Regions from separate parts of the Mus musculus genome. Here region 1 is linked to region 2. A link is a loop called in an ENCODE intact Hi-C map of the cell type or tissue named here. Cell type or tissue: heart. All regions are shown on one strand. Links, peaks and the distances in the headings refer to the core of each region. The heading gives the core; the rest is flanking DNA. Region 1 has its middle 22 kb from the start of Serpinb3b. Region 2 has its middle 24 kb from the start of Serpinb3c.

Evidence for each region. A loop is a pair of places that touch in the nucleus more often than their neighbours do. Peaks named below come from ENCODE experiments on the same cell type or tissue, not always from the same donor. Only the 100,000 strongest peaks of a DNase experiment are listed, where the experiment ranks them.
Region 1: a loop joins it to region 2, with 30 times the contacts of the local background. A loop is called at or near these places in 11 of 42 quality-filtered maps.

Annotation. Positions count from the first base shown.
Region 1 is chr1:107,133,238-107,145,535 of GRCm38, forward strand. It overlaps the pseudogene Gm15388. Among named protein-coding and RNA genes, the nearest start is that of Serpinb3b, 22 kb to the right of the region's middle. In heart, for the core only: no CTCF peak of the experiment used is centred there; no DNase peak of the experiment used is centred there.
Region 2 is chr1:107,248,005-107,260,302 of GRCm38, forward strand. It overlaps the pseudogene Gm15390. Among named protein-coding and RNA genes, the nearest start is that of Serpinb3c, 24 kb to the right of the region's middle. In heart, for the core only: no CTCF peak of the experiment used is centred there; no DNase peak of the experiment used is centred there.

The DNA.
Region 1 (12,298 bases), core at 4,710-7,209, 120 kb before region 2:
AGATCACCTGCTAGTTATTAGCACATTTTGTATGATGGCTTCTGTCAGGAGAGAAGGGGAGAGAGGGAGAGAGGGAGCGAGGGAAGAGAGGGAGGGAGAAGTAGAGGGAGAGGGAGAGGTCAGCTAGGAACAGATGAGGAAAGAGTGGGGGGAGGAATGGTGAGAGAAGGGACAGAGAGGGTAAGAGAATAAGAGGATAAAAGAGTAAGAGAGAGAGAGAGAGAGAGAGAGAGAGAGAGAGAGAGAGGGGCAGGGGCAAACAGACCATTTTAGAGTGAGCCAGTCATACATGGTTGTTATCAGGTAACTGTGGAACAGAGTCTAGAAGAAATGCTAATAAACACTATCCCAGAAAATCTTACTAACAGGACAGACTGTAGTTTCAAAGTTTTGTGGTTGGGTTGATGTACCAGTCTTACTGCTGGGAGCCTTGCCTAGTTACAGAAGATGGCTGGTTTAGGCTCCATAGCCCTCATTACTAGAAGTTGTTGTTATGGCCACTTTCACAGATTCCAAGGCTTTCTCACTGCACCAGGTCTCCACATATCCCCTAAATGCACCCAAATCTAGTCATCTCTCCCAGCACTCTCTCCATCCAACATTTCTACTTGATCCTGAAAGAAAATTAAAATTCAAGGTCCATGACTCATGCAGCTTGCTAGTTAGGAGGACTTTTTGGGCCTAGAGCAAAGAACAAGGCTGTAAAGTCATCCCAGGAAACAAATAGCCATTGAGATAAGAAAGATGCACAAGGACAATCTCTAGACAAACTCAGATGAGTAATGGGCCACCTGCTGATATGGTTTGAGCTTAGCCAGATGTCCTGTTGACCAACATAAACACCCTCCCTTTAGAGTTACTATCACATACTGCTCACTGATGTTTAAACTGCCCATTTGTGTGTAGCTGTACAAATTCTTCCCCTACCCCCACTCTTTTCCTATATAAACCCCTAACTTTTGAGCCTCGAGGTAGATGACCTCTGTCTCCTGTGTGAGATACGTGTTGGCCAGGAGCTCCATCATTAAACCACCTTGTGTGTTTGCATCAAGACAGTCTCTCGTGATTCTTTGGGTGCACGCCTACTTGGGACATGAGTGGGGATTTCCCACTAGGTTCTTTCAATCCTTCTTGGCCCAGTTCATCCTCAAAATTTATTCTATTTTCTTTTAGGAAGATCCATGCACCGTTCCCCCTGCCCCCTATTTGATAGGTACCATCTCTCAGCTGTGGATTGTAGCCTGATTCTCCTTTACTTAACAGCTAATGATCATTTATGAGTGACCATGTGTCATGTTTGTCTTTCTGGGCCTGGCTTACCTCACTCAGGATGATTTTTTTCTAGTTCCATCCATTTGCCTGAAAATTATCGAATTTTATTGATTCTTTGTTAATTTCACATCACACACCACAATTACATTAATCTCCTGTCCTTCCATACCCACCCTCTGACTTTTCAACCTCCCCAACCACCAGAGAGAAAAAAATCTCTGGAAAATGTAGTGTGTCATAATGTGTCTTATAGTATACCTCTTTGTCCATATTTTTTTTACTTGCTAATGTTCACTGCAATGAGTCATTTTGTGGTTCAAGGCTTATGGCTTCCACTACATTATCAGTACTGGATTTTTATTGGGACATTTTCAGCTATTCTGTTATTGCCCTGTGTCATGTAGGTCCTGAGGTTTGGATCTATAGGACTGGACTCTTCACATGCTTCAGAAGTTGACCAATTGGGCAGAAGTTGGGGTGGGCCAACTCAAAGTCCTGATTCAGGGCCTGGGTGGTAAGTGACCTGGTCAGCCAGCCAGCTTTCCCATACCCACACCACTAGGGAAAGCTCTTCAGCACTGTTTCAACTAGCATTCCCAGTGCTACAGCCAACAAGAAGGAAATGCTCTCCCATTCTCATGCTCTCAGGCTGACTCACCTGTCCACCTGCCAGCAGGACCAGGACCAGGTGCAGATCCAAATTTCTGAAGCTGGAAAGGGGCAGAGCACAGCTCTGAGGCATCAAAATGACCCTAGGCAGTAGCCCAGACCAAGGCCATCTACCTGGCCTTTGTTGGTAACAGACCCCCAATGCTGCAGGGCCATAGATTCAGCCATGGTGGTAACATGCACCAAAACCTTACCATTTCCTTAGGGTGCATCACTGGCTATTCACACCAAGCTGTTATAACCTCAAGCATCCAGTTCTGCCTCTCTTCATTGTTCCCACATCTCTCTGCTTCTCTTTATTTTCCATTTCTCTACCACATGTTTGTTCATCTTAGTTGAGCCCGAGGCTTCTGTGTATCTGGGGTATTCTCAGGAGTGCCAAGACCTGCCAGCTTTCACAGGTGTCACTGGGCAGGCATCAACTCAAAGATGATATGCCCAGGCTTGTGGCACCAGTCTGGGGGTTGTCTTGGGAGAGGTCTGCCTGCACAAGCCAACTGGTGCTGGACTGGGGCATATCCTAGGCTTACTCTTCCTGCCTGTGATGCTTGGCTTGGGCTTGGGTTCCCATCACTTAATTTCAAAGGATTATTCATTTATATTAAACAATCATTGAGCAATGAATGGGAGAAATAGTGTACAAGGCACGAATATGAAAGACTTGTGATTAAACTGTTCAAGCTCACAGAACTGGCCCACAGATAGTTTTATCTCTTATTGCCCAAATGTGTTTTATAATTGGATATTACACCAACATAAATATGTAGATTATATGAAGACAAATGCTTTTTAGAGGTGCCCTTTGTTAAATATTAATATAGAATATCAAACTGCAAAGTAAATGAAGAAATCTCGAATCTTCAGAATTCTGAATTATTTATATTTTTATTTTTATTAGGTATTTTCCTCATTTACACTTCCAATGCTATCCCAAAAGTCCTCCATACCCACCCCCCTACTTCCCTACCCACCCACTTCCCCTTTTTGGCCCTGGCGTTCCCCTGTACTGGGGCATATAAAGTTTGCAAGTCCAATGGGCCTCTCTTTCCAGTGATGGCCGACTAGGCCATCCTTTGATACATATGCATCTAGAGACAAGAGCTCCGGGGTACTGGTTAGTTCATATTGTTGTTCCACCTATAGGGTTGCAGTTCCCTTCAGTTCCTTGGGTGCTTTCTCTAGCTCCTCCATTGGGGGCCCTGTGATCCATTCAATAGCTGACTGTGAGCATTCACTTCTGTGTTTGCTAGGCCCCGGCATAGTCTCACAAGAGACAGCTATATCTGGGTCCTTTCAGCAAAATCTTGCTCGTGTATGCAATGGTGTCAGCGTTTGGAAGCTGATTATGGTATGTATCCCTGGATATGGCAATCACTAGATGGTCCATCAGAATAGGTTCTCACACAGTCTCACCCACAGCTTTGGTAGAGCCACTGTTTTACAACATACAACAAATTATTTGAATCAATGAACCTAAAAGTTTTGAAATTTCAGGCTTGCTTCTGTTGTGTAATGTGGGGTTTGGCTTTATAGTTCAATCATGCCTTACTTCAGAGTAGAGACCTTTCTGGTATAAACCTTCTTTCTCCATAGACAGCAAAACTATTACTCTTAGTTGGATTAGAATCAAGTGACATCCCAGGCTTGGTGGACTGGTACATCAGAGGTGCGTCCTGACATGACTTAAGACACTTTAACTCTCAAATCCCTTATCAAATTCCCAGGATGACTACTAGGCTTCCTGATAAAGAAAGATTATGTCCTTCTGAGGAGGAAGGTCTAGTATTTGGTAAAGGATTTGAATCATGATAAGGGATTCTTCCCAGTATTCTTCCACTAAGAGTGAAGACAGTGATGGTTGGAGTCCTAGTTGGAGACTTTTAGTGAAATCCTGGTCTACTGTTAATTTCTGTCTCTGGTCTAGTTTCTCGTGAATTCTGATGGAGAATTCTCCCTGGAAACTTCCTATAAAAGTCAACACATTGATCAGGAAAAACAGGTTGATGTAATTCTGCAACATCACATTCCAGTAAAAGTTTCACTGAACTGGCCTCAGGCTAAGTCTTCACTCTTATGGAGAGAAATGAAGGGCCACCTGCCAAAAGGACAGCATTTCCTCCATGTAAGAATGTACAGCAGGATAGGTCTCTCAGCCAACTTTGAGTAGGATGCACCTATATAAAATGAAAATTCAATGGGATTTTCTAAATCCATTCTTTAGTTAATGGCCATCTAGGTTGTCTCCAGTTTCTGACTATTATAAATAAAACTGCAATGAACATATTCTATCAAGTGTCCTTCTGGTAGAATGGCATCTTTTAGGAATATGTCCAAAAGTACTAGAGTTAGGTTTTAAGGTAGATAGTTTCCTAAATTTCTGAGAAGCTGTCATACTATTTTTTACAATGGCTGTACAAGTGTGCAATCATTCTACCAGGGGAGGTCTGCTCTACATCCTTGGCAACATGAGCTGTAACTTGCAGTTTTGATCTTAGCCATTCTGCCATGTATTAGATGGAATTTCAAAGTCCTTTTGATTTGCATTTCCATGATGTCTAAAGATGTTGAACATTTTAAAAGTATTTCTCAATCCATTTTAGAATCCTTTGTTTAGATCTGTGTGTCATTTTTTCAAGGTCATTACTTATTTGTTCTTCTAAATGACTCATTTCTGACTGGACTCAGACTTAGAAGTAGAATCTCTCAGCGAGGGCAGCCTACGTCTCTTGGCAATCTGTTCCTGGCTCTTTTCTTTGGTTTCCTTCATCCTCTGAGCCAAGAGTTTAGTGTATTCTGCAGCCTCCTCCTTGTTTGTCTTAGTGTGTTGTTTCTTCAGAGCAATAGGTCGGCCTTTGTGTTGCTGGACACGTGGAGTAACATGGTCCTGGGCTTCTTACAATCTTTGTTTTAGGGCTTCCTGACAACATACTGGCAGACGTCATCTTTGGAGAGATTAAAAAGCTTTCACATTCTACTAGCTCTTTTAGGTCCCAATGGATGAGGCACAGTAGTATCTGTCAGTCCTGGAATATGCTTCTTTCCTTTCTTTACAATAACAAATTGAGAACACTGAGATTACCGTCCACAATGCATCCTCAAACAGACTTGAACTTTCTGTCTCCAGTTCTCCTTGGTCTATAACAGGAATGCCTCTTACTCAACAACAGGTTTACTCTGCTATGGGTCAAAATGCCTTGCTTCATGGGAAAACTTGCCTTTCATTCCCACCGCTGGCTGATCCAGCCACATAACCCTTCTAATCCTCACCAAGAGCATCAGCAGCAACTTCTGTGGCCATGCACTTCTCATAGAATGTGCGAAGCTTGTGTTGGTCATCCACTTCAATGAGCTTCTGACAGCCAGTGCCAGGGAAAGAGATATTCAGCTTCATCTGGACATAGCCGAGCGCCTAGGAGGCATCATGAAAAAGAGCCTGTGTGCCATTTTTATTGTATTTTTTGTTTTGTTGATAGCTAGTTTATTCAGTTCTTTATATATATTACGTATTAGGCTTCTGTTGGATGTGGAGTTGATAAAAATTGTTTCCCATTCTGTAGGCAGTGATTTGATTTTCGCCTTACTGAAGTTTTTCAGTTTCATGAGGTCTCATTAGTGTTATGACCCTCCCCAAGAAGCTCCTCCCTGTATAATCCAGACATTTTGATCCCCTTCCTCTTTCTCCATGCTCTGCATTTTTTCTTTCCCTGTGTATGCAAGCTTTCTCTCTTTTTCTCTCTGCAATTGTCTCTTCCCCATAGTGACTTCACTGGCTTCATTCCTTTAGACCAGTGAAATGGCATCCCAAAAAACCTGTCTTGAAAAACTCCAATCTGGCTTGAATTGACTCATTTCACTGGTGAAGAATAATTTATTACATACACTTTACATGTGTGGACAGTTAACCAAAGACCCCTTTTCAGGTTCCAGTTAATCACACAAAGGTGGCTCAAAATGTAGACCTCCCTTCATAGGATGGCAGTAGTTACTACAGGAAAGCAATTTGTACAAATCAAAGAATTAGAGGGACACTGAAGCTAAACGAGCAAAACGAAACTGGAACCCTTTGTTGCAATTCCATTATTCAAGTGAGACAAAGAAGCCTAGAGAGGTCAAAAGCAGAAACATTTTACAATTCTAACAGCTACGGTCCATGTTCAGGTTACTCACATTTAATCAGTGTCCATATACCTTCTCTTGTATCCCTCATATCAGAAACCTTGGCATTTTCTTCCTATTTGTTACTCAGGCTTCTATCACTGAGATGAAGTATTTGATGAATACCACTGAGAAGAAAAGGCTCATTAAGGTTTCTGGTCCATTGCTTGTGGCAAGCCTGAAATGTCATGACAGAAGAAAGCTGTTCACCTAATGATGGCCAGAAAATAGAATGAGCACAGGAAATATCCCTCAATACTATATAGCCAATTCCTCCATTCTGGCAGCACTTCCTAATGCTACCAACTACTAATATTGCCACCAAATTATTAATCTTTAGAAAATGACGTGTGTGTGTGTGTGTGTGTGTGTGTGTGTGTGTGTTTACTTTATGCAAATAACACCACGAGTCAACAAGTAAGTGATTTTTGACTGGTTCAGTCTCTTGTATGGCAGGTAAGTACACTCAGGTGTTTTGTCTCATCTTTGATTTGTTTTTGACAGGACACACAGCTAAGCACTGGGCAAGTGGATAATGTTATTATCTTTTTCTTTGAGGCAAAATATCTGCCTATACCCTATAGGACCCATGTGTCTCATTTCATAAAAGTCTAGAGAAATCTAATCTTAGATAAATTCAGTCATTCTACAGTGGATCTGGAATATATTTCACTAACAGGTACTCAATATTCAAACATTTCAGTCCCAGCTAGTTGTATTAGTTTCACTTCGTGGGAGTATGCTGTGTAGGATCCAGGAATTTTAACAATTTTCCCCTACAGGATGACAATTCTTCCAATGGTGAATCAGGATGTTTCATATTTATAGGTCCAAATGAATTTTTCTGCTTATATAGATAACCAGATTCTATAGATCTAGCTTAATTACATTCTCTCTATATATATTTAAGCACTTGTAGCATAGAATGCAATCCATAGAATGGATCCAGGACAGTTCTTGCCTTGAAGGATGTCAGTTTGCTACTAGAAAGAGGGAGGTGATGTTAACGTCAGTAATGTTGCTTATCTCAAAGAGACTTGTAGTCAGTTCAGTTAGAGGTTAAGGTGTGAGAGAGCATAAACTGGAGATGGATCATAAATACTTTCTGGAATAGGGTTTTCACATTACTCAAAGTCATGCATGTGGTGTGCGAACTATAATCAGATGCATTTATCAACTTAAGAGAGAGGAGCTAAGTTGTAAGCTGTGCTTAGTCATCTTGGAACATCTTCTGGCTAGGCAGGTGTGGTCACCAACAAATTATAGTTTAAAAAGTAGCTTGGTAACAGAAGCATTAGAAAAGGAAACTTGAATATTGCTGAGATGATAATAACATGTATAAGCCACTTTGTTCTGTGAACTGCCATCTTCAACCCTCAGAAGGCAGCTATTTGAAGCTATTTGTTTGTTTGCATTTTAATATTTCTCATGTGATACCAAAAGCTTCTTTAAAGAAATACAGAATTCCACCTAGAATTACTGTATATTCAACCTTTTCCCAATGAAGTCTTCAAAAGCCCCACTTTATTTATAAATTCTAAGCTATACTCCAACTTGGTTGTAATCATCCATCTCTTCAAAAATGTTATTTTATACTGGCAACATCACATCAATTGACATGGATTGGGAGAATTTATATTTTAAGGAAATGATAGATTTGGTCTAGTATTAAGGTCAGAGGTTCTCTAGAGATCAGCTTCATATGGTCTGTTTTATTTTATTTATTTTTAACAATTATTTATTAGATATTTTCTTCATTTACATTTCAAATGCTATTCTGAAAGTCCCCTATCCCCTCCCCACACCCTGCTCCCCAACTTGCCCACTCCCACTTGGCCCTGGCCTTCCACTCTACTGAGGCATATATTTTTTGCAAGACCAAGGGTCCGCTCTTCCCAATGAAGGCAAACTAGGCCATCTTCTGCTACATAATCAGCTAGAGACACGAGCTCTGTGGGTACTTGTTAGTTCATATTGTTGTTCCACCTATAGGGTTGGAGATCCCTTTAGCTCCTTGGTTACTTTCTCTAGCTCCTCCATTAGGGGCCCTGTGATCCATCCAATAGCTGACTGTGAGCATCCACTTCTGTTTTTGCTAAGCCCCGGCATAGTCTCACAAGAGACAGCTATATCTGGGTCCTTTCAGCAAAATCTTGCTAGGGTATGCAATGGTGTCAGAGTTTGGAGGCTGATTATGGGATGCATCCCCGGATATGGCAGTCTCTAGATGGTCCATCCTTTCGTCTCAGCTCCAAACTTTGTCTCTGTAACTCCTTCCATGGGTGTTTTGTTCCCAATTCTAAGAAGAGGCAAAGTGTCCACACTTTGGTCTTCATTCTTCTTGATTTTCATGTGTTTAGCAAGTTGTAACTTCTATCTTGGGTATTCTAAGTTTCTTGGCTAATATCCACTTATCAGTGAGTACATATTATGTGAGTTCTTTTGTGATTGGTTTACTTCACTCAGGGTGATGCCCTCCAGGTCGATCCATTTGACTAGGAATTTCATAAATTCATTCTTTTTAATAGCCGAGTAATACTCCATTGTGTAAATGTACCACATTTTCTGCATCCATTCCTCTGTTGAGGGGAATCTGGGTTCTTTCCAGCTTCTGGCTATTATAAATAAGGCTGTTATGAACATAGTGGAGCAAGTGTCCTTCTTACCGGTTGGAACATCTTCTGGATATATGCCCAGGAGATGTATTGCGGGATCCTCCAGTAGTACTATGTCGAATTTTCTGAGGAACTGCCAGACTGATTTACAGAGTGGTTGTACAAGCTTGCAATCCCACCAACAGCCTAGGAGTGTTCCTCTTAATCCACATCCTCACCAGCATCTGCTGTCTCCTGAGTTTTTGTTCTTAGCCATTTTGACTGGTGTGAGGTGGAATCTCAGGGTTGTTTTGATTTGCATTTCCCTGATGATTAAGGATGTTGAACATTTTTTCAGGTGCTTCGCAGCCAATCAGTATTCCTCAGGTGAGAATTCTTTGTTTAGCTCTGAGCCCCATTTTTTAATGGGGTTATTTGATTTTCTGGAGTCTACCTTCTTGAGTTCTTTATATATATTGGATATTAGTCCCCTATCTGATTTAGGGTAGGTAAAGATCCTTTCCCAATCTGTTGGTGACCTTTTTCTCTTATTGATGGTGTCCTTTGCCTTGCAGAAGGTTTGCAATTTTATGAGGTCCCATTTGTCAATTCTCGATCTTACAGCACAAGCCATTGCTGTTCTATTCAGGAATTTTCCCCCTGTACCCATATCTTTGAGGCTTTTCCCTACTCTCTCCTCTATAAGTTTCAGTGTCTCTGGTTTTATGTGAAGTTCCTTGATCTACTTAGATTTGACCTTAGTACAAGGAGATAGGTATGGATGGATTCGCATTCTTCTACATGATAACCTCCAATTGTGCCAGCACCATTTGTTGAAAACGCTGTCTTTTTTCCACTGGATGGTTTTAGCTCCCTTGTCAAAGATCAAGTGACCATAGGTGTGTGGGTTCATTTCTGGGTCTTCAATTCTATTCCATTGGTCTACTTGTCTGTTGCTATACCAGTGCCATGCATTTTTTTTTTAAAAATCACAATTGCTCTGTAGTACAGCTTTAGGTCAGGCATGGTGATTCCACCAGAGGTTCTTTTATCCTTGAGAAGAGTTTTTGCTATCCTAGGTTTTTTGTTATTCCAGATGAATTTGCAGATTTTTCCCTATTCTAAGGAGAAATGAAGTATCCACACATTGGTCTTCCCTCTTCTTGATTTTCTTGTGTTTTGCAAATTGTATCTTGGGTGTTCTATGTTCCTGGGCTAATATCTTTTGTGATTGGGTTAACTCAATAAGAATGATATCCTCCAGATACATATATTTGCCTAAGAATTTCAAAAATTCATTGTTTTTAATTGCTGAGTAGTACTACATTGTGTAATTGTACAACATTTTCTGTATCTATTCTTCTGTTGAGGGACATCTGGGTTCTTTCCAGCTTCTGGCGATTATAAGTAAGGCTGCTATAAATATAGCGGAGCATGTGTCCTTATTTCCAGTTGGACAATCTTCTGGGTATATGCTCAGGAGAGGTATTGCTGGATCTTCTGGTAGTACTATGTCCAACATTCTGAGGAACAGCCAGACTGATTTCCAATCTAGTGTATACAAGCTTGCAATCCCACCCGCAATGGAGGAGTGTACCTCTTTCTCCATATCCTCCCCAACATCTGCTCTTACCTGAATTTTTTATCATAGCCATTCTTACTGGTGTGAGGTGGACTCTCAGGGCTGTTTTGATTTGCATGTCCCTGATGATTATGGATGTTGAACATTTTTCCAGGTGCTTCTCAGCCCTTTGGTATTTCTCAGTTGATAATTCTTTGTTTATCTTCGTACTCCATTTTTTAATAGGGCAATTTTAATTTCTGGGGTCCAGCTTCTTGAGTTCCTTGTATATATTGGATATTAGTCCCCTATCAGATTTAGGATAGGTAAAAATCCTTTCCGAATCTGTTGGTGGCCTTTTTGTCTTATTGACAGTGTCTTTTGCTTTACAGGAGCTTTGCAGTTTTATGAGGTCCCATTTGTCAATTCTTGATCTTACAGCATAAGACATTGCTGTTCTCTTCAGGAATATTTCCCTTGTGACCATATCTTTAAGGATTTTTCCCACTTTCTCCTGTATAAATTTCAATGTCTCTGGTTTTATGTGGAGTTCTTTGATCCACTTATTATTGAGCTTTGTAAAAGGAGATACGAATGGATCATTTCGCATTCTTCTACATGATAATCACCATTTGTGCCAGCACCATTTCTTGAATATGCTATATTTGTTCCACTGGATGGTTTTAGCTCCTTTGTCAAATTTCAATTGAACACAGGTGTGTGGGTTTATTTCTGATTCTACAATTCTATTCCATTGATCTACCTGTCTGTAGCTGTAATAGTACTATGCAGTTTTTATGACAATTGCTCTGTAGTATAGCTTTAGGTCAGGCATGGAGATTCCACCAGAGGTTCTTTCATTGTTAAGAGTAGTTTTTGCTCTCCTAGGTTTTTTGTTACTCCAGATGAATTTGCAAATTGCCCTTTCTAACTCAATGAAGAATTGAGTGAGAATTTTGATGGGGACTGCATTGAATCTGTACATTCCTTTCAGGAAGATAGCCATTTTGACTATATTAATCCTGCCAATCCATGAGCATGGAAGATCTTTCCATCTTCTGAGATCTTCTTCAATTTCTTTCTTGAGAGACTTGAAGTTCTTATCATACAGATCTTTCACTTCCTTAGTTAGAATCACACCAAGATGTTTTATATTCTTGGTGACTATTGTAAAGGCTGTTGTTTAATTTTTTTATTAACCTGTTTATCCTTTGTGTAGAGAAAGGTCATTGATTTGTTTGAGTTAATTTGATATTCAGCTACTTCACTGAAGCTGTTTATCTTGTTCAGGTTCAGGTTTAGGAGTTCTCTGGTGGAATTTTTAGGATCACTTATATATACTTCCATATCCTCTGCAAATAGTGATATTTTGATTTCTCCCTTTCCATTTTGTATCTCCTTGACCTCCTGTTGTTGTCTAATTGCTGTAGCTAGGACTTCAAGTACTATATTGGGTAGGTAGGGAGAAAGTGGGCAGCCTTGCCTAGTCCCTGATTTTAGTAGGATTGTTTCCAGATTCTCTCCATTTAGTTTGATGTTGGCTACTGGTTTGCTGTAGATTGCTTTTATTATTTTAAGGTATGGGCCTTGATTTCCTGATCTTTCCATCACTTTTATCATGGATGGGTGTTGGAATTTGTAAAATGCTTTCTCAGCATCTAAAGAAATGATCATGTGTTTTTTGTCTTTGAGTGTGTTTTTATAGTGGATTACGTTGATGGATTTCTGTATATTAAGCCATTCCTGCATCCCTGGAATGAAGCCTACTTGGTGATGATGGTCGATCATTTGGATGTGTTCTTGGATTTGGTTTTCAATAATTTTATTGAGTATTTTTGCATCAATATTCATAAGGGAAATTGGCCTGAAGTTCTCTATCTTTGTTGGGTCTTTCTGTGGTTTAGGTATTAGAGAAATTGTTGCTTTACAGAATGAATTGTGTAGAGTATTTTCTGTTTCTATTTTGTGGAATAGTTTGGGGAGAACTAGAATTAGGTCTTCTTTGAAGGTCTGATAGAACTCTGCACTAAACCCTTCAAGTCCTGGG
Region 2 (12,298 bases), core at 5,957-8,456:
TTAGTTTTTTATGTAACCATATAGTTTCTAAATTATTCTACTCTGTATTCTCCTTCTAATCTTGCTTTATCTTCCTGCTCTGATGTCACAATAATGCTCTTACTCTCAATGTGCTTTCTCCAAAGGCTATACCTATACTTCTAAATTCTTGAGTTCACTTCTGTCTAAAACGTGTCTGTCTAAAAAAATTCTCCTCCGCTCATTTCCCTTGAGCACTCTCTTGTTTTCCACACTTATATTTATTTTTAGAATACATGATCACATGGTAAAAAGCTCATCACAAATTACCACATAAAATTCAAATCATAAATTGAAATAGATGTTCATGACAGAGAATGCTTACATGTATATCCATTAGGAGTAATTATATGACTGATTATTCACCATTTGTTACAGTTCTACAGGTTCATTGAAAGATAAAACTATATCTAAGTTATTAGTGAAGTTTTGTATAGATAAACCCAGTCAATATTTTATCTTCTTTCTTAGAACCTATAATAAGTCATTAGTTACCTCCTTATGACCTTTGTTTATTTGTTTTACAACCCCTTGGAATGGTCTCTGAGTAATAGAAAGTCTAGTTACTAGCTAGAAGCAGTTAATTGGTGACACATGGGAAACTGACAGAATTCTCATTAAAGGTTTGACTATCAGAAAAGGGCCTAATAGCAGTCATTCTATAAAAGAGTTAATACATACGGATATAATTTTAAGAATTCTTATAGGATCACCATTAATATTTATCTATTTGTATAGACAAATCACTACAAGACAGTACATCTTAGATCTGCTGAGATCTGCTTAAAAAGGGGTGGGTAAATACCTAGTGATTGTTAGATATGTTTAATAATAACAGAAAAAGCATATTAATATCAGGGATCTATCCTATAATGAACTTCTGCTGGGCCTTGTCTATGAGAGCTTCATTGTAGATATAATCTAATGTAAAGGAAGATCACCTGCTAGTTATTAGCACATTTTGTATGATGGCTTCTATCAGGAGAGAAGGGGAGAGAGGGAGAGAGGGAGAGAGGGAAAGAGATGGGGGGAGGGAAGAGAGGGAGGGAGAAGTAGAGGGAGAGGGAGAGGTCAGCCAGGAACAGATGGGGAGAGAGTGGGGAGAGGAATGGTGAGAGAAGGGACAGAGAGGGCAAGAGAATAAGAGGATAAAAGAGTGAGAGTGAGAGAGAGAGGGGGGGGGCAGGGGCAAACAGACCATTTTAAAGTGAGCCAGTGATACCTGGTTGTTATCAGGTAACTGTGGGACAGAGTCTAGAAGAAATGCTAATAAACACTATCCCAGAAAATCTTACTAACAGGACAGACTGTAGTTTCAAAGTTTTGTGGTTGGGTTGATGTACCAGTCTAACTGCTGGGAGCCTTGCCTAGTTACAGAAGATGGCTGGTTCAGGCTCCATAACCCTCATTACTAGAAGTTGTTGTTATGGCCACTTTCACAGATTCCAAGGCTTTCTCACTGCACCAGGTCTCCACATATCCCCTAAATGCACCCAAATCTAGTCATCTCTCCCAGTAGTCTCTCCATCCAACATTTCTACTTGATCCTGAAAGAAAATTATAATTCAAGGTCCATGACTCATGCAGCTTGCTAGTTAGGAGGACTTTTTGGGCCTAGAGCAAAGAACAAGGCTGTAAAGTCATCCCAGGAAACAAATAGCCATTGAGATAAGAAAGGTGCACAAGGACAATCTCCAGACAAACTCAGATGAGTAATGGGCCACCTGCTGATATGGTTTTAGCTTAGCCAGATGTCCTGTTGACCAACATAAACACCCTCCCTTTAGAGTTACTATCACATACTGCTCACTGATGTTTAAACTGCCCATTTGTGTGTAGCTGCACAAATTCTCCCCCTACCCCCACTCTTTTCCTATATAAACCCCTAACTTTTGAGCCTCGAGGTAGATGACCTCTGTCTCCTGTGTGAGATACGTGTTGGCCAGGAGCTCCATCATTAAACCACCTTGTGTGTTTGCATCAAGACAGTCTCTCGTGATTCTTTGGGTGCACGCCTACTTGGGACATGAGTGGGGATTTCCCACTAGGTTCTTTCAATCCTTCTTGGCCCAGTTCATCCTCAAAATTTATTCTATTTTCTTTTAGGAAGATCCATGCACTGTTCCCCCTGCCCCCTATTTGATAGGTACCATCTCTCAGTCTGTGGATTGTAGCCTGATTCTCCTTTACTTAACAGCTAATGATCACTTATGAGTGACCATGTGTCATGTTTGTCTTTCTGGATCTGGCTTACCTCACTCAGGATGATTTTTTTTTCTAGTTCCATCCATTTACCTGAAAATTATTGAATTTTTATTGATTCTTTATTAATTCCACATCACACAACACAATTACATTAATCTCCTGTCCTTCCATACCCACCCTCTGACTTTTCAACCTCCCCCACCACCAGAGAGAAAAAAATCTCTGGAAAATGTAGTGTGTCATAATGTGTCTCATAGTATACCTCTTTGTCCATATTTTTTTACTTGCTAATGTTCATTGCAATGAGTCATTTTGTGGTTCAAGGCTTATGGTTTCCACTACATTATCAATACTGTATTTTTATTGGGACATTTTCAGATATCCTGTTATTGCCCTGTGTCATGTAGGTCCTGAGCTTTGGATCTATAGGACTGGACCCTTCACATGCTTCAGAAGTTGACCAATTGGGCAGAAGTTGGGGTGGGCCAACTCAAAGTCCTGATTCTGGGCCTGGGTGGTAAGTGACCTGGTCAGCCAGCCAGCTTTCCCATACCCACACCACTAGGGAAAGCTCTCCAGCACTGTTTCAACTAGCATTCCCAGTGCTACAGCCAACAAGAAGGAAATGCTCTCCCATTCTCATGCTCTCAGGCTGACTCACCTGTCCACCTGCCAGCAGGACCAGGACCAGGTGCAGAGCCAAATTTCTGAAGCTGGAAAGGGGCAGAGCACAGCTCTGAGGCATCAAAATGACCCTAGGCAGTAGCCCAGACCAAGGCCATCTACCTGGCCTTTGTTGGTAACAGACCCCCAATGCTGCAGGGCCATAGATTCAGCCATGGTGGTAACATGCACCAGAACCTAACCATTTCCTTAGGGGGCATCACTGGCTATTCACACCAAGCTGTTATAACCTCAAGCATCCAGTTCTGCCTCTCTTCATTGTTCCCACATCTCTCTGCTTCTCTTTATTTTCCATTTCTCTACGACATATTTGTTCATCTTAGTTGAGCCTGAGGCTTCTGTGTATCTGGGGTGTTCTCAGGAGTGCCAAGACCTGCCAGACTAAGTATCACTGGGCAGGCATCATCTCAAAGATGATATGCCCAGGCTTGTGGCACCAGTCTGGGGGTTGTCTTGGGAGAGGTCTGCCTGCACAAGCTAACTGGTGCTGGACTGGGGCATACCTCATGCTTACTCTTCCTGCCTGTGATGCTTGACTTGGGCTGGGGTTCCCATTAACCTAATTTCTAAGGATTATTCATTTATATTAAACAATCATTGAGCAATGAATGGGAGAAATAGTGTACAAGGCACGAATTTGAAAGACTTGTGATTAAACTGTTCAAGCTCACAGAACTGGACCACAGATAGTTTTATGTCTTATTGCCCAAATGTGTTTTATAATTGGATATTACACCAACATAAATATGTAGATTATATGAAGACAAATGCTTTTTAGAGGTGCCCTTTGTTAAATATTAATATAGAATATCAAACTGCAAAGTAAATGAAGAAATCTCGAATCTTCAGAAATCTGAATTTTTTTATTTTTATTTTTATTAGGTATTTTCCTCATTTACACTTCCAATGGTATCCCAAAAGTCCCCCATACCCACCCCCCTACTCTCCTACCCACCCAGTCCCCCTTTTTGGCCCTGGCGTTCCCCTGTACTGGGGCATATAAAGTTTGCAAGTCCAATGGGCCTCTCTTTCCAGTGATGGCCAACTAGGCCATCCTTTGATACATATGCAGCTAGAGACAAGAGCTCAGGGGTACTGGTTAGTTCATATTGTTGTTCCACCTATAGGGTTGCAGTTACCTTCAGTTTCTTGGGTGCTTTCTCTAGCTCCTCTATTGGGGGCCCTGTGATCCATTCAATAGCTGACTGTGAGCATCTACTTCTGGGTTTGCTAGGCCCTGGCATAGTTTCACAAGAGACAGCTGGGTCCTTTCAGCAAAATCTTGCTAGTGTATGCAATGGTGTCAGCGTTTGGAAGCTGATTATGGGATGAATCCCTATATATGGCAATCACTAGATGGTCCATCAGAATAGGTTCTCACACAGTCTCACCCACAGCTTTGGTAGAGCCAGTTTTACAACATACAACAAATTATTTGAATCAATGAACCTAAAAGTTTTGAAATTTCAGGCTTGCTTCTGTTGTGTAATGTGGGGTTTGGCTTTATAATTCAATCATGCCTTACTTCAGAGTAGAGGCCTTTCTGGTTTAAACCTTCTTTCTCCACAGACAGCAAATCTATTACTCTTAGTTGGATTAGAATCAAGTGACATCCCAGGCTTGGTGGACTGGTACATCAGAGGTGCATCCTGATATGACTTAAGACACTTTAACTCTCAAATCCCTTATCAAATTCCCAGGATGAGTACTAGGCTTCCTGATAAAGAAAGGTTATGTCCTTCTGAGGAGGAAAGTCTAGTATTTGGTAAAGGATTTGAATTATGATAAGAGATTCTTCCCAGTATTCTTCCACTAAGAGTGAAGACAATGATGGTTGGAGTCCTAGTTGGAGACTTTTGTTGAAATCCTGGTCTACTGTTAATTTCTGTCTCTGGTCTAGTTTCTGGTGAATTCTGATGGAGAATTCTCCCTGGAAACTTCCTATAAGAGTCAACACATTGACCAGGAAAAACAGGTTGATGTAATTCTGCAACATCACATTCCAGTAAAAGTTTCACTGAACTGGCCCCAGGCTAAGTCTTCACTCTTCTGGAGAGAAATGAAGGGCCACCTACCAAAAGGACAGCATTTCCTCCATGTTAGAATGTACAGCAGGATAGGACTCTCAGCCAACTTTGAGTAGGATGCACTTATATAAAATGAAAATTTAATGGGATTTTCTAAATCCATTCTTTGGTTAATGGCCATCTAGGTTGTCTCCAGTTTCTGGCTATTATAAATAAACCTGCAATGAACATGTTCAACCAAGTGTCCTTCTGGTAGAATGGCATCTTTTAGGAATATGTCCCAAGTGCTAGAGTTAGGTTTTAAGGTAGATAGTTTCCTAAATTTCTGAGAAGCTGTCATATTATTTTTTACAATGGTTGTACAAGTGTGCAATCATTCCACCAGGGGAGGTCTGCTCTACATCCTTGGCAACGTGAGCTGTAACTTGCAGTTTTGATCTTAGCCATTCTGTCATGTATAAGATGGAATTTCAAATTACTTTTGATTTGCATTTCCATGATGTCTAAAGATGTTGAACATTTTAAAAGTATTTCTCAATCCATTTTAGAATCCTTTGTTTAGATCTGTGTGCCATTTTTTTCAAGGTCATTACTTATTTGTTCTTCTAAAAAACTCATTTTTGACTGGACTCAGACTTAGAAGTAGAATTTCTCAGCGAGGGCAGCCTATGTCTCTTGGCAATCTGTTCCTGGCTCTTTTCTTTGGCTTCCTTCATCCTCTTAGCCAACAGTTTAGTGTATTCTGCAGCCTCCTCCTTCTTTGTCTTAGTGTGTTGTTTCTTAGTGTGTTGTTTCTTCAGAGCAATAGGTCGGCCTTTGTGTTGCTGGACACGTGGAGTAACATGGTCCTGGGCTTCTTACAATCTTTGTTTTAGGGCTTCCTGACAACATACTGGCAGACGTCATCTTTGGAGAGATTAAAAAGCTTTCACATTCTACTAGCTCTTTTAGGTCCCAACGGATGAGGCACAGTAGTATCTGTCAGTCCTGGAATATGCTTCTCTCCTTTCTTTACAATAACAAAATTGAGAACACTGAGATTACCGTCCACAATGCATCCTCAAACAGACTTGAACTTTCTGTCTCCAGTTCTCCTTGGTCTATAACAGGAATGCCTCTTACTCAACAACAGATATACTCTGCTATGGGTCAAAATGCCTTGCTTCATGGAAAACTTGCCTTTCATTCCCACCACTGATCCAGACCACATAACACTTCTAATCCTCACCAAGAGCATCAGCAGCAACTTCTGTGGCCATGCACTTCTCATAAAATGTGCGAAGCTTGCGTTCGTCTTCCACCTCAATGAGCTATTGACAGCCAGTGCCAGGGAAGGTGATATTCAGCTTCATCTGGACATAGCCGACTGCCTAGGAGGCATCATGAAAAAGCCTGTGAGCCATTTTTATTGTATTTTTTTGTTTTGTTGATGGCTAGTTTATTCAGTTCTTTATATATATTACGTATTAGGCTTCTGTTGGATGTGGAGTTGATAAAAATTGTTTCCCATTCTGTAGGCAGTGATTTGATTTTCGCCTTATTGAAGTTTTTCAGTTTCATGAGGTCTCATCAGTGTTATGACCCTCCCCAAGAAGCTCCTCCCTGTATAATCCCGACATTTTGATCCCCTTCCTCTTTCTCCATGCTCTGCATTTTTTCTTTCCCTGTGTATGCAAGCTTTCTCTCTTTTTCTCTCTGCAATTGTCTCTTCCCCATAGTGACTTCACTGGCTTCATTCCTTTAGACCAGTGAAATGGCATCCCAAAAAACCTGTCTTGAAAAACTCCAATCTGGCTTGAATTGACTCATTTGACTGGTGAAGAATAATTTATTACATACATTTTACATGTGTGAACAGTTAACCAAAGACGCCTTTTCAGGTTCCAGTTAATCACACAAAGTTGGCTCAAAATGTAGACCTCCCTTCATAGGATGGCAGTAGTTACTACAGGAAAGCAATTTGTACAAATCAAAGAACTAGAGGGACAAGGAAGCTAAACGAGCAAAACAAAATTGAAACCCTCTGATGCAATTCCACTATTCAAGTGAGACACATAAGCCTAGAGAGGTCAAAAGCAGAAACATTTTACAATTCTAACAGCTATGGTCCATGTTCAGGTTACTCACATTTAATCAGTGTCCATATACCTTCTCTTTGTATCCCTCATATCAGAAACCTTGGCATTTTCTTCCTATGTGTTACTCAGGCTTCTATCACTGAGATGAAGTATCTGACGAATACCACTGAGAAGAAAAGGCTCATCTTGACTTAAGGTTTCTGGTCCATTGCTTTTAAGCTGTGGCAAGCCTGAAATGTCATGACAGAAGAAAGCTGTTCACCTAATGATGGCCAGAAAACAGAGTGAGCACAGGAAATATCCCTCAATACTATATAGCCTCCATTCTGGCAGCACTTCCTAATGCTACCACCTATTAATATTGCCACCAAATTGTGAATCTTTAGAAAATGGTGTGTGTGTGTGTGTGTGTGTGTGTGTGTGTGTGTGTGTGTTTACTTTATGCAAATAACACCACGAGTCAACAAGTAAGTGATTTTTATCTGGTTCAGTCTCTTGCATGGCAGGTAAGTACACTCAGGTGTTTTGTCTCATCTTTGATTTGTTTTTGACAAGGCACACAGCTAACCACTGGGCAAGTGGCTCATGTTATTATCTTTTTCTTTGAGGCAAAATATCTGCCTACACCCTATAGGACCCATGTTTCTCATTTCATAAATGTTTAGAGAAATCTAATCTTAGATAAATTCAGTCATTCTAGAGTGGGTCTGGAATATATTTCACTAACAGGTACTCAATATTCAAACATTTCAGTCCCAGCTAGTTATATTAGTTTCACTACCTGGGAATATGCTGTGTAGGATCCAAGAATTTTAACAATTTTCCCCTACAGGATGACAATTCTTCCAATGGTGAATCAAGATGTTTTATATTTATAGGTCCAAATGAATTTTTCTGCTTCTATAGATAACCAGATTCTATAGATCTAGTTTAATTACATTCAATATATATTTAAGCACTTGTAGCATAGAATGCAATCCATTGAATGGATCCAGGACAGTTCTTACCTTGAAGGATGCCAGTTTGCTACTAGAAAGAGGGAGGTGAGATTAACATCAGTAATGTTGCTTATCTCAAAGAGACTTGTAGTCAGTTCAGAGGTTAAGGTGTGAGAGTGCATAAACTGGAGATGGATCATAAATACTTTCTGGAATAGGGTTTTCACATTACTCAAAGTCATGCATGTGGTGTGTGAACTATAATCAGAAGCATTTATCGACTTAAGAGAGAAGAGCTAAGTTGTAAGCTGTGCTTAGTCATCTTGGAACCTCTTCTGGATAGGCAGGTGTGGTCACCAACAAATTATAGTATAAAAAGTAGCTTGGTAACAGAAGCATTAGAAAAGGAAACTTGAATATTGCTGAGATGATAATAACATGTATAAGCCACTTCTTTGTTCTGTGAACTGCCATTTTCAACCCACAGAAGGCAGCTATTTGAAGCTATTTGTTTGTTTGCATTTTAATATTTCTCATGTGATACCAAAAGCTTCTTTAAAGAAATACAGAATTCCACCTAGAGTTACTGTATATTCAACCTTTTACCAATGAAGTCTTCAAAAGCCCTACTTTATTTATAAATTCTAAGTATACTCCAACTTGGTTGTAATCATCCATCTCTTCAAAAATGTTATTTTATATTGGCAACATCACATCAATTGACATGGATTGGGAGAATTTGTATTTTAAGGAAGTGATAGATTTGGTCTAGTCTTAAGGTCAGTGGTTCTCTAGAGATGAGCTGCATATGGTCTGTTTTATTTTATTTATTTTTTAACAATTATTTATTAGATATTTTCTTCATTTACATTTCAAATGCTATTCTGAAAGTCCCCTATCCCCTCCCCCCACCCTGCTCCCCAATTTGCCCACTCCCACTTCTTGGTCCTGGCATTCACCTCTACTGAGGCATATATTGATTGCAAGACCAAGGGTCCTCTCTTCCCAATGATGGCAAACTAGGCCATCTTCTGCTACTTAAGCAGCTAGAGACACAAGCTCAGGGGGTATTTGTTAGTTCATATTGGTGTTCCTCCTATAGGGTTGCAGACCCCTTCAGCTCTGTGGGTATTTTCTCTAGCTCCTCCATTGAAGGCCCTGTGTTCCATCCAATAGTTGACTGTGAGCATTCACTTCTGTATTTGCCAGGCACTGGCATAGCCTCAAAAGAGATAGCTATATCAGGGTCCTGTAAAAAAAATCTTGCTGGTGTATGAAATAGTGTCTGGGTTCGGATGTTGATTGATTATGGGATTGATCTCCTGGTGGGGCAGTCTCTGGATGGTTCATTCTTCCATCTCAGCTCCAAACTATTTCTCTGTAACTCCTTCCATGGATATTTTGTTCCCTATTCTTTTTTAAAAAATTTTTTATTAGGTATTTATTTCATTTACATATCCAATCCAATAATCCAAAAAGTCCCCCAACAAATCCCCCACCCACCCACTACCACTACTTGGCCTTGGCGTTCCCCTGTACTGAGGCAGATAAAGTTTGCACGACCAATGGACCTCTCTTTCCACTGATGGCCATCTAGGCCATCTTCTGATACATATGCAGCTAGAGACAAGAGCTCCAGGGGGTACTGGTTAGTTCATAGTGTTGTTCCACCTATAGGGTTGTAGATCCCTTTAGCTCCTTGGGTACTTTCTCTAGCTCCTCTATTGGGGGCCCTGTGATCCATCCAATAGCTGACTGTGAGCATCCACTTCTGTTTTTGCTAAGCCCCAGCATAGTCTCATAAGAGACAGCTATATCTGGGTCCTTTAAGCAAAATCTTGCTAGGGTATGCAATGGTGTCAGAGTTTGGAAGCTGATTATGGGGTGGATCCCTAGATATGGCAGTCTCTAGATGGTCCATCCTTTCGTCACAGCTCCAAATTTTGTCTCTGTAACTCCTTCCATGGGTGTTTTGTTCCCAATTCTAAGAAGGAGCACAGTGTCCACACTTTGGTCTTCATTCTTCTTGAGTTTCATGCGTTTAGCAAATTGTATCTTATATCTTGGGTATCCTAAGTTTTGGGCTAATATCCACTTATCAGTGAGTACATATTGTGTGAGTTATTTTGTGATTGGTTTACCTCACTCAGGATGATGCCATCCAGGTCCAACCATTTGCCTAGGAATTTCATAAATTCATTCCTTTTAATAGCTGTGTAGTACTCCACTGTGTAAATGTACCACATTTTCTGTTTCCATTCCTCTGTTGAGGGGAATCTGGTTTCTTTCCAGCTTCTGGCTATTATAAATAAGGCTGTTATGAACATAGTGGAGCAAGTGTCCTTTTTTCCGGTTGGATCATTTTCTGGATAGATGCCCAGGAGAGGTATTGTGTGATCCTCCAGTAGTACTATGCCCAATTTTCTGAGGAACCACCAGACTGATTTCCAAAGTGGTTCTACAAGCTTGCAATCCCACCAACAATCTAGGAGTGTTCCTCTTTCTCCACATCCTCACCAGCATCTGCTGTCACCTGAGATTTTGATCTTAGCCATTCTGACTGGTGTGAGGTGGAATCTCAGGGTTGTTTTGATTTGCATTTCCCTGATGATTAAGGATGTTGAACATTTTTTTCAGGTGCTTCTCAGCCATTCTGTATTCCTCAGGTGAGATTTCTTTGTTTAGCTCTGAGCCCCATTTTTTAATGGGGTTATTTGATTTTTTGGAGTCCACCTGCTTGAGTTCTTTATATTTATTGGATATTAGTCTCCTATCTGATTTAGGATAGGTAAAGATACTTTCCCAATCTGTTCGTGGCTTTTTTGTCTTATTGACGGTGTCCTTTGCCTTGCAGAAGCTTTGCAATTTTATGAGGATTCATTTGTAGATTCTCGATCTTAAAGCACAAGCCATTGCTGTTCTATTCAGGATTTTTTTCCCCTGTACCCATATCTTTCCCCTACTTTCTCCTCTATAAGTTTCAGTGTCTCTGGTTTTATATGTAGTTCTTTAATCCATTTAGATTTGACCTTAGTACAAGGAGATAGGAATGGATCAATTCGAATTCTTCTACATGATAACCGCCAGTTGTACCAGCACCATTTGTTGAAAATGCCATCTTTTTTCCACTGGATGGATTTTGCTCCCCTTGTCGAAGATCAAGTGACCATAGGTGTGTGGGTTCATCTCTGGGTCTTCAATTCTATTCCATTAGTCTACTTGTCTGTAGCTATACCAGTTCCATGCAGTTTTTACCACATTTGCTCTGTAGTACAGCTTTAGGTTAGGCATGGTGATTCCACCAGAGCTTCTTTTATCCTTGAGAAGAGTTTTTCCTATCCTAGGTTTTGTTTTTTTTTTTTTTTTTTGTTATTCCAGATGAATTTGCAGATTGTTCTCTATTCTAAGGAGGGATGAAGTATCCACACATTGGTCTTCCCTCTTCTTGATTTTCTTGTGTTTAGCAAATTGTATCTTGGGTGTTCTATGTTCCTGGGCTAATATCTACTTATCAATGTGTGCATATCTAGTGACTTCTTTTGTGATTGGGTTACCTCAATAAGGATGATATCCTCCAGATACATACATTTGCCTAAGAATTTCAAAAATTCATTGTTTTTAACTGCTTAGTAGTACTGCATTGTGTAACTGTTCCACATTTTCTGTATCTATTCCTCTGTTGAGGGACATCCGGGTTCTTTCCAGCTTCTGGCGATTACAAGTAAGGGTACAATGAATATAGTGGAGCATGTGTCCTTATTTCCAGTTGGACCATCTTCTGGGTATATGCCCAGGAGAGGTATTGCTGGATATACCGGTAGTGCTATGTCCAATATTCTGAGGAACAGCTAGACTGATTTCCACTGTAGTGTATGCAAGCTTGTAATCCCACCAGCAATGGATGAGTGTACCTCTTTCTCCATATCCTCCCCAGCATCTGCTCTTACCTGAATTTTGATCTTAGCCATTCTGACTGTGTGGGGTGGAATCTCAGGGCTGTTTTGATTCGAAATTCCCTGATGATTATGGGTGTTGAACATTTTTTCAGGTGCTTCTCAGCCCTTTGGTATTCCTCAGTTTATAATTCTTTGTTTATCTCTGTACTCCATTTTTAATAGGGTAATTTTAATTTATTGGGTCCAGCTTCTTGAGTTCCTTGTATATATTGGATATTAGTCCCCTATCAGATTTAGGATAGGTAAAAATCCTTTCCGAATCTGTTGGTGGCCTTTTTGTCTTATTGACAGTGTCTTTTGCTTTACAGGAGCTTTGTAGCTTTATGAGGTCCCATTTGTCAATTCTTGATCTTACAGCACAAGACATTGCTGCTCTGTTCAGGAATATTTCC